Linked DNA regions of Homo sapiens: region 2 is linked to region 1. The links are chromatin contacts, found by Hi-C or POLR2A ChIA-PET in ENCODE. All regions are on one chromosome and are shown on one strand. Each heading gives the region's core, a stretch centred on a gene start or an enhancer-like site at or near the end of the contact. The rest is flanking DNA. Distances are from core to core; before and after follow the strand shown. Region 1 has its middle 39 kb from the start of ZNF280D. Region 2 holds the start of ZNF280D (zinc finger protein 280D).

Region 1 (5,411 bases), core at 2,013-4,512:
AATATGCTCTTTTATTGTCTATCAAATCCATTGTCCAAACAATAATTATATTTAGCCATGATCTTTTCAGCTGTTTGCTTGAAAGTGGAAAACTTCAATTATCCAAGCAATCCTGGGCTCTAAGTTTATGTAGCTTGTTCATAACTGGAGGTGAACAGTAGATGGAATATAAGAAACCTTCAGGTAATCCCTGCAGGGTATTTCTAGAATATTCCTCTAGCAAAGCTGGGGATATCCTGACCCCCTACAAAGTATATATGTTTGACTTTTTTACATATATATATATATATATACACACACACACACATATACATGTATGTATATACACACACGTATATATATGTAATCTTTCCTGAGGTAGAGATTGTAGCTTCCTAATGAAATTTACTTATAATCTCCTGATGCCCTATTAAGCCTCCACCAATAGCAAAGTCCCGTTAGACCAGTCTATGCTAAAGCCTATTTGATATTAAAACACAAGGAAAGGTCTTCGCCTAAGTAGATTAAGGAGACATAAATCAAGCAAGTCAGATTTCTAAACAAGGGAACTTTAAACATGGAATTTGCAAATGCTATTCATTCGTGCCCCATGCAAACATGCAAATATTGGTTAGTGAACTTCGGCCTACCAGGCTTTGAAACAATGGTTATAACATTAGTATTCCTCTTTCCATGATTGCTGCCAGAGGAATTTCAGACCCCGTTTGGGGATTTTCACAGTTATTCCCTCTTAATACCCTCCAATATCCTTTCTCTCAAATGCCACTTGGAACTTTCTAAGTGGAATGGTTTCTTTGCCTCTGTGTGGCAAGTTTCTGCTCTGTGCATTTCATATCTCTTCTCTGGCACTTTTCCCTTTCATCTTACCTTCTGGCTAAAAGAGTAACTTCTAGCTCAAATTTAATTAATAAATTTAAAATTTTAATTTGAGGAAGGCTATGTTTTATAGTGTAACCTTATTAAACACCATCTATTTCACTGGGCTGTAGCCATCTCAGTTTTTCTGATTAAATTGCTTAAGGTCTGCTTATGTTCTCTGCAATGTGGTCTGTTCTTTGAGTCATATTGTTGTCCACCTTGATTTAGTGCCATTGTCCCTGCATGTCCATGTATTCATTTTGTTTACCGTTTACCAAAAAAAAAGTTACAGCCGGGGGCGGTGGCTTTTGTCTGTAATCCCAGCACTTTAGGAGGCTGAGGTGGATGGATCACCTGAGGTCAGGAGTTCGTGACCAGCCTGACCAACATGGCGAAACCCCACCTCTACTAAAAATACAAAAATTAGCTGGGTGTGGTGGTGCACACCTGTAATCCCAGCTACATGGGAGGCTCAGGCAGGAGAATCACTTGAACCAGGGAGGTGGAGGTTGCAATGAGCCAAGATCGCACCTTTGCACTCCAGCCTGGGCAACAAGAGTGAAACTCCATCTGCAAAAAAACAAAAACAAAAAAGTTACTTATCATTGTCCTTAAAATTTAACTCAGTCGGGATGAGATAAAGTGGGTGATGTTCCTCTCATCCCTGCAGGCACATATGGAAAGCTCATCACTTTTATGACCACTCCAAGGTACTAGAAAGACCTGTGTTATTTTAACCATAAATATGATCTCAGTTCAGAAAGTTGAATACCCATATCCATAAATAATCACAATTCTGAACTTCATTTAATGTCTTTACCTGCTTTTGATACAGGGAATGGGACACACATGCTGTGATTGTTTCTGGTTACTGATATGACAAATTACCACAACTTAGTGGCTTAAAACCACACAAATTTATTATCTCATAATTCTTTAGGTCAGAAATGTGACTGTTTCTTCTCCTTTCTTATATTCTAGAGGGTGTCTTCATTCCTTGGCTCATGGCCCCCTTCCTCCATCTTCAAAGCCAGTAACATCACGTCTCTCTGACCCTTCTGTCACAACATCTCTGACCACAGCCGGGAAAGCCTCTCCACATTTAAGGATTTAGGTGATTTGACTGGACCCACCTTGATAATCCAGGATAATCCCTCTTCTCCAGGTCTGTAACCTAATCATCTACAAAGTCCCTACACCACTCATCCAAGCCCGCATCATCTCTCACCTGTATCTCACCTGGATTATGGCAATAGCCTTCTATCTGGTCTCACTCTTCTACTTTTGCCCACTGTAGTAATTATCCTCACAGCAAAATCAGAAGTTTTGTTCTGAACATTTCAAGTTTTGAGACCTATTAGACAATTAAGAGGATTTCAAGTAGTTGTCTTGTATACAGATGGATCTTCAATTCTGAAGCTCAAAGAAAGCTTTCAACTGGAGATGTAAATTTTGGAGACATTGCCATACAGATGGCACTTAAAACTATGGGGCTGGAAGACATAACCAAAGGAGTAAGTCTACATACAGAAGAAGCTGAGGACCTAGTCCTGGGGCATTTCAACATTTAGAGATTTCAACAAGGAGGTGTTAGCAAAGAATCCTAGTCTATCTGTGAAATGAAGGAAAACGAGAACTGTGCTACAGTCTGAGACTCTTCCTTCCCAGTTATCCTTCCTTCCCCTTCTCCTTTCCCAGGTATCAGGCCTGGATGATAGTCTAAAGGCACTCCCCAGGTACTCCTCCACCCTCCCTTTATCCTCCACAGATATTTCCCCAATAAATTTCTTACCCATCTAATTCCATCTTGGTATCTGCTTTTCAGAGTACCCAAACTAACACAGAGTAGGTTAAATAAAGAGCAGGAGGAAGGCCAGTCATGATCGCTCATGCCTGTAATCCCAGCACTTTGGGAGGCCAAAATAGGAAGATCCCTTAGGCTAGGAGTTCAAGACCAGCCTGGGCAACATAATGAGAACCCATCTCTACAAAAAAAAAAAATTTAATAGGCAGGTGTGGTGCTGTGCTCCTGTAGTCACAGCTACTCCAGAGGCTGAGATGGGAGGATCCCTTGAGCCAGGAGTTCGAGGCTGCAGTGATCCAAGATCACAACACTGCACTCCAGCTAGGTTGGCAGAGTGAGACCCTGTCTCTAGAAAAGAAAAATGTTTTGAATAATAATTTGAAAAATAAAGAGCAGGAGGAAATAAACATTATAAAGAGGAGCAGACAAATTACACCTGGTGGGGGAACAGAAGGTCTAGGTTTGTTGTTGTGAAGTCTTACAGATGTGAGCTATTACAGCATGGTTGTATGTTGACCAGAATTACCCAATAGAGAAAGACAAACTAATGGTGTGGGAGACAGAGAGGGCAGTTCCAGGAACAAAATGCTTGAGTAAACAAAAAGGGAAGGGATCCAGCACACACAGACAGAGATCAGGCAGCTGCCAGTATCTTCTGCTCTATACCTCCTCCATAGTTCATTTCGCACTTCAAAGCCAGAAAGAGGCTTTCCAGGGCAATTCCCTAACACACATTATTTCATTTGATCCTCACAACTATCCCAAGAATTGGCAAGCATTAGCATTCTACGCATAACAAATGAGAAAACTAATGTTCACAGCGCTTAAGTAAATTTCCAGTTTCTATGATTAGGAAAGAGTAGAGCTGAGAGTTAAAACAATTTCCTTTTATTCCAATGGCAGTATTGCTTTTATTACTACACCTTGTTGCTTCCAAGAAAAGGCAAGAGGTTGAGTAAACGGTATAAAGACTGAGTAGACTGGGAATGATTGCACTAGACTTGGGTGTCAGTGTGGGGGAGAATTGGAGCTCATATTTAGGAGTCCTGGGCTATTCAATAAACACTGCCACAGGCAAAAATAGAAAGTCAGGAATTCCATCTGACTGATGTATCATTCTGAAGATGTTAGCTGGCCAATACAAAGTCCAAGCGTATGGCGACAAGGCAGATGATGGGATACTTCAGACCAGAACAAGAAGGTTCAAAGCTGAAAGTAGAATTCCTGAGTCCCTAGAGCAGTGCTGTAGGCATTTGTATAGGGTGCCTGGCATTGGCTGTAGTTTAGAAAGGAATCATTAAGGGTACTGAGCTTACAGGGATACAGGTATACTAAAATTCCATAATAGCTTTAAGGTTCCTGTAATGGGAGACCATAAGAATGCACTCAAAAAAGAATAATGAGAGCACATTGGGGTGGAGGATGGGGTGGGAAGGTTGTGATAGACACAGGTGACTAATTTCTCTTGATATATAATGATGCTTGGGATGGGAAAAGATTCCCCTCTCTATCTAAGGAAACATATTTGATTGGTCTAATGAGGTAGAACGAGTGTCATTTCTATAAGTTCTTTAGTCGGGGAAGAGTGGACAAAAGGAGGCTTAATTATTAATAGGTCCTAAGGATCAGGAAGGAACAGATCATTTATTTTTTCCTGAATTCCTTGATCACAGTACTGAATAATACACCCTTCCTGACTTGTTTAAGCTTTCAACTGCTTAATTTTTGTGTTCTTATTCCAAATGTTTTCTTTTTACAAAAAGATACTTTCTGTTGTTTTCATTATGGGAATACACATAGCAATAGTTCTCACTTCACGTTACGCAGCCTTCCTGTACATAAAAGCTAGCCAACCAATTCTATGAGTTCATCTCTCCCTCTCTACCCTTCTCCCGTTTTCCTCTCCTCTTCTAATAGGAAAAGAATATTCCTGATAAGAAGCTCTAGAATGTGAGTGTTGGCCCCATATTTTTCTTCATAAACTATCTTCCTCATGAAAGGAGGATCAGTCACCAATGATATGTAGTGGAGAGAAAGAGAAGAACTCTGAATATCCACCACAGAAGAGCAAAACCACATTGACAGTTATAGATAGGAAACAACTGAGAGGAAGCTAAACTGTGCAACCTAGAAGTCTATCGCTTTGGCTGACTTTCTATTGGTGCTCCATGTTTCAAAACCCTGCGCAGTATGTATGAAGGGTGATCAAGTGGGGGGAACCAAAGTAAACAGAATACATATGCAAATAAGTAGCATTTAGTCAGATTGTTCACTGATCATTTAAATATTTTCTCTCTCAGACCTGGTCCCTGCTCCCTAAGTGTAATTGAAGCCCCTCCACCCTCTGAACAGGAAGGAATCTTCTACTCATACAGGCAATCTCTACCTTTTGACAATCTATATTTTGCTACTGCATTCATCGTAGGATTCTTCCACTTTAGATTTAGTGCAATTTACACCCATTGTCTCAATTCGTTCAGTACTAAATGAATTATTTTTCATTATTCAACCCCCTTGTGCTCTGAACTAAGCTTTTACCTAAATTATAAGCTACACAAGAGGAGAGTATTATTCATCTCCACAGTCTCCCACTGAAGAGGGTCGCTTCAAAATGTTGTATGGATGGATATGTGGCTGAGTGGATGGATGAGTGAACTACTCTTCCCTTATCTTCCTTCTCTACCTATTGATTCCTTACCTCAAATGTTCTCTCTTTCATGAAGCCATTCTTGATTTTATTTATTTGAAC
Region 2 (4,872 bases), core at 270-2,769, 40 kb before region 1:
CAACCGCATTTCAAAAGTAAAGTATAAAAATATCAACGAAAGGGCAACTGAGTAATGTTTCTTAAAATCTTTAAGTGAGCCTCCTTGCCTATTCTCATCTACCTCATTCCCACAAAAATGGTATATACTAGAGTTGAGCACCGGAGAAGGAGTCAGAAGACCTAAGGTTCTATTAATATAATTGGCCTTGGCTCTTCCTAGTCAGTGACCTCATTAAAGTCCTCTCCCTGAGGCTCTGTTTCCTCGCCTGCAAAATGATTCCAGCAACCCAGACCACTTCAAAAGGGGCTAAGAGATACAAATCAGGGGTTATCAATGAAAGGCACAAAAGCAAGACACAATTACAACAGTATTTGTAGTGATGTTAAAACATCAGAGGCACACAGCCCTAACAATGGTATAAGCAAACCAGTGCCTTCCCTGGTTAAGTTTCTGCGTGGAGACAGCTGGAGTTGGCACAGCAGTCCCCCAAAGCAGGACACCTTACAGATGCTAAGAGGCAGCTTTTGTGCTTTAAAACTGTCCTTCTAGCGTTCCATTTTATGTTTCATGGCACTAAAAAAGACAAATTCTGTCCAAACCTGAAAATAAAGCCAAATATTTAAGATGACAGATTTTTTTTTTTTTAACAAATCTTCGCAAACAAAGGCCTTTGGCCAAAGGTCTCCCGTGCTTGCAGAAGCGGGTTCACCTTGACGTTTTTCCTCTCCAGCAGATTTCTCCTTAAAAGCGTTAAAACTTGCGATAAGTTGGGAGGAATTCCTTCCATCGCTGGAGCAGGCTAAAACCTCAGAGTGAGATCATTCTTTCCGTCTCAGTAAGTGAACCTTGCAAAGCTCAGAAAATTTTGTCTCCAACTCCACGTTTCTCCTCAGGGCCCTTCTTCTGTAGACAATAACGGGAATTCTATGGCAGAGGAGGGGAGGTCTCTTTGACAAAAATGAGGGTGCAAACGTGGAACGACCGGTCATCTGGGCAAAATGAGGGGCCCTGTGCCTGCAAATCCCGAATCCCCTTTGGTCTCCTTTCCTACGACTGAAGAGACACGGGGGTGGGCTGTGGTGTGAGGACCATGGGTCTTGGCCAAACATCGGCACAAAATGTACCAAAGGGAGTTGCCTCCAGAGAGAAAAGCCAAAACCAGGCTGGGGACAAACAGGCGCACACGCCTGGGAGAGGAGGTGGCGGAGGAGCAGAAGGCGAAGGCCTGCGCGGCCCAGGCCTGCAGCAGCCGAGGCGGCTGCCGCGTCGCGCCGGGATACCTCCTCCCCCGCCTGGGCCGACGCAAGATGGCGGTCCGGCCGCCGCCGCGCAGCCGGTCTCCTCCCCCGCGCTCTGGGCGCTCCCGACGACCCGCGCCGGCCTCAAGACCCCCAGTCCAGCGCCCCCGGAGTGAGGCGGCGCAGGCCGCGCGGGAGGGCCTCTGCCTGCTGCAGCGCAGGGCGGGCGGGGGCGGGGGGGCGCTTACCGTGAGCGGAGCGGATCGGCCTGACTGGAGCCCTGAGGAGGAGGAGAAAGAGGAGGAGGAAAAGGAGGAGCACGAAAAACTACACTGCGGCGACGGCGGCGGCTCCCATTGCGGAGCTGGCAGCCGAGCCGTGGAAAGGGGGGGGCTCTCGTGCAGCCGGCGCGCTGCCTCATGGGTAGGCTCCGGGTCAGCCTCCCCGTGTCCGAGCTCCCTGTCTTCTCGCCGACGCGGGAGGCGGGCACCGGCATGTGCGCCGCGTCGCGGGCCCTCGAAGACCCACGCGCCCCGCCACGCGCCGGTCCGGGGCGAGGGCCAGGGCCCTGCCTCCATGTGGGTGCGAGCTGCTGGCTGGTGTGGCCGGGAGGCAGCCCCAAAATCCGGACTGCTCGGAATTTGCAGGCGAGGAGCCGTGCGTTCCGGGCCCTCCGCGTGTGTAACGACCCCCAGTCCGTTGGCTTGGAAAGTGAAAAGGTCATGGGATACAGCCGCCGTTCGAAAGAAGCAAGGGGCCTGTGGGTCGAAGACTAAACCAGGAGAGAAAAAGGAATCGTCCGTTTCTTTAAATAACGAGCTGATTTTACCAAGTCTGTTTTAAATGTGTGGTTTTGCTTGCGTTCCCTGTCGAGGTCAAATACGAAGAGACGAATCTGTACATTTAGCGTTTTATTTGGGACACAGGAATTGCAAGTTCAGGTTATTTACACATACAGGGTGGTCTTCAGTATGTCAGAAGAACAAAGAGGAGTTAGGGGGTTTTATTTTTTAAAAAAAGTTATCTATTGTTTTTCTAGAAAGTTCGTTGACATTTAGTAAAGTTTTGGGTAGCTGGTTAGTTCTGACTGGTGAGGGAAGGGGCTTGGTAAAGCTTGCCCTACAGCTGCAGCAGGTTCTTTGAGAAGCTAAAACCTGAAGATAAAACCTGTTTCAGGTTACAGCAGGCGGTTTCAGCAGCCAGGCTTGCTGAGAATTCCATTCTTAGAGCAATGTTATGTGCCCTGAGGGCTTCCCCCAGCACTGGCTTCTCCATTCTTTTAGTTGGCTATGACAAGAGTGACCCAATTAGAATGATTAACTTGCACACTCTAATTCCTAACTCTGCCATCTGCATATTAACCTGTAATAGCATTTTTTAAAGTTTGACAACGAGAAGTATAAGAAATTTACAAGAAGAACACTTGCCAAGATACTGCTTGCGTAAATACTTGCTAAAGGTTGTATTCTGATCTGTAAGGAAAGTTTCCTAAACTGATTGTCTTCTCAAGAGCAATGGCATTACTGGTGCAGCTTGTGAGTGACCAAGACTTGAAATCTTGCCTGTTAGGATCCATAACAGACACCCTGTTCAATCACTGAATCTTGCTAATTCATCTTCCTATTCGAATTCAGTTTCTTCTCTCTCATCTGGCTTTCCCCAGTTTTTCTCAAGTGTTTATCATTACTGTAGTCTCCATATTGATTACTGCCCCCAAATTAATCTTCCCCAAAGACCACCTGGATCACTCCTACAGATCTGGTGTACTTGGAGGTAACCATGACCTATCCTTCTCCCACATGGGCCTGGGATCATCTACCCAGCTTTCCCTTTTCTGCTGGCCCTGAAAAATAAACCTTACAGGAAAAGACAGAAAATAGTCAAAACAGCAAACATGGAAAGTTTAAAAATTCCAAAATCTTGGAACATTCTTAAGACATCGTTTTTCAAATGTCCCTAAAGGTTAGCAAAGCATGCTACAGTGTCAGGTGAAATTACAACAAATTTAAAGATCTCGGTTGGCTTTATTGCAATTCTAGATTCAGGCACCACTTCATTCAGTAAAACAGAATAGGTGTTCCCATGAATGGAGCAGATGTGGTTGGCTTTATAGACAGAAAATGGGCTGAAGAAAGAAGAAACAACAAAAAACAAGTTGGTCTTTTCAAAGTTACTTTCCTTGTAAGGTGGGGCACTGAGACAGAATAATAGAAAGAAAACTGATTGGTTAATACCAGGTTACTCCAGATTAATATTGTAAGAACAACAGCAGCCAGGTGTGGTGGTGTGTACCTGTAGTCCCAGCTACTGAGGAGGCTGAGGCAAGAGGATTCCTTCAGTCCAGGAGTTCAAGGCTGCAATGAGCCATGATCCTGCCACTGCAGTCCAGCCTGAGCAACAGATCAAGACGTTGTCTCAAAAACAAACAAAAACGACTTAAAACAGGGAACTTCATTATCATGGGGATTGAAGGTTTAAACTGGCCTGTTTGGGAAATTAGGCTGTTATCTCTCTCCTGATTTCTCAGAAGGCCACATAACAACTCAGTTTCAGTTTTGTGAGCATGGGTAACTCCATGTTGGTTTTTAGTCTAGTCTGCTGGGGCTTAGTGCAGGAGTTTGGTCCAAAATAATGGCATCCTCATAAAAAGGAATGAAATAATGGCAGTTGCAGCAACCTGGATGTAATTGGAGGCCATTGTTCTAAGTGAAGTAACTCAGGAATGGAAAACCAAACATTGTATGTTCTCGTAAGTGGGAGCTATGTTATAAGGATGCAAAGACATAGTAATGATAGAGTGGACTTTGGGGACTCCGGGGAGAGCGTGAGAGGGGAGTGAGGAATAAAAGACTATACATTGGGTAGAGTGTATACTGCTCGGGTGATGGGTGCTCCATAATCTCAGAAATCACCACTAAAGAACGTATTCATGTAACGAGACACCACCTGTTCTCCAAAAACCTATGAAAATAAAAAGTAAAAATAATAAAATGATGGCATCCTATTATTTTTATTTATAACAGGATGAAAGAGAAGATTGCACTCTGTATTCTAGAGTCTAGTCCTCACTTTGTAGAGACAAAAGCTCAATGTTGCCAGTCTCCAGAACTAATTTGAATCCTGGGGGATGATTCATACCAACCAAACTTACTGAGACACATGTGTAAGCCAAAATTGCAATTATTTTTTGTTGTTGTTCATGAAAAACACAACTGCCATGGAGACCAAAAAGCTGGTTAATGTATTTTCATTCAAAGGAACATTTACGTGAGAGGCCAAATTACAAAAGATGACTCATGAGAATAGAATCAGCACACAGGAAGTTATTTGGATGATTCTGACATCGTCCTTCAAACTTCTGACATCATACGCCCTTGGCCTCTAGAACGCCGTTCTTTTGGTTCTCCTGACTTACGGTCTGAGCTTTCCCACCATTTTTTATGAGCTTCTCTGACTTACATTCTCAGCCTGTTCTACATGTTACACACTTGCTATAGATATCCTCACAGTACTCATTCTCCTTAAGTGAGATTATGCTCCACATCCTTACCTGAATTATTGCAGTGAATATGGGTGATCTCCCAGCTTTCATTCCACAATTACTTTGTGTTCATCCATGCAATTTGGACAGACGTAATACACCGCACAGCAG

Evidence for each region. Hi-C counts contacts between places; a loop is a spot of excess contacts on that map. ChIA-PET counts read pairs that join two places held with the same protein, here RNA polymerase II (POLR2A). Pooled maps may share reads with other maps.
Region 2: a map of Caco-2 shows a loop between it and region 1 (8-fold over the local background). The contact joins the promoter of ZNF280D here to the enhancer-like site in region 1. A Hi-C loop is called at or near these places in 4 of 168 maps with a recorded cell type or tissue (Caco-2, K562, endothelial cell of umbilical vein and 1 more), 2 of 37 single-sample maps with no recorded cell type and 13 of 50 pooled maps. POLR2A ChIA-PET finds 5 or more read pairs at or near these places in 12 of 52 experiments (A549, BJ, K562 and 7 more).

Annotation. Positions count from the first base shown.
Region 1 is chr15:56,769,774-56,775,184 of GRCh38, forward strand. No RefSeq gene overlaps it. Among named protein-coding and RNA genes, the nearest start is that of ZNF280D, 39 kb to the left of the region's middle. Within about 2 kb of position 3,263, at least 2 of the 41 ENCODE cell types and tissues checked have a DNase peak (open chromatin) inside an H3K27ac peak, as active enhancers do.
Region 2 is chr15:56,731,990-56,736,861 of GRCh38, forward strand. ZNF280D (zinc finger protein 280D) reads right to left here and starts at 1,520. Exons shown (of 22, transcript NM_017661.4): 1 at 1,469-1,520. RefSeq lists a silencer at 1,270-1,539.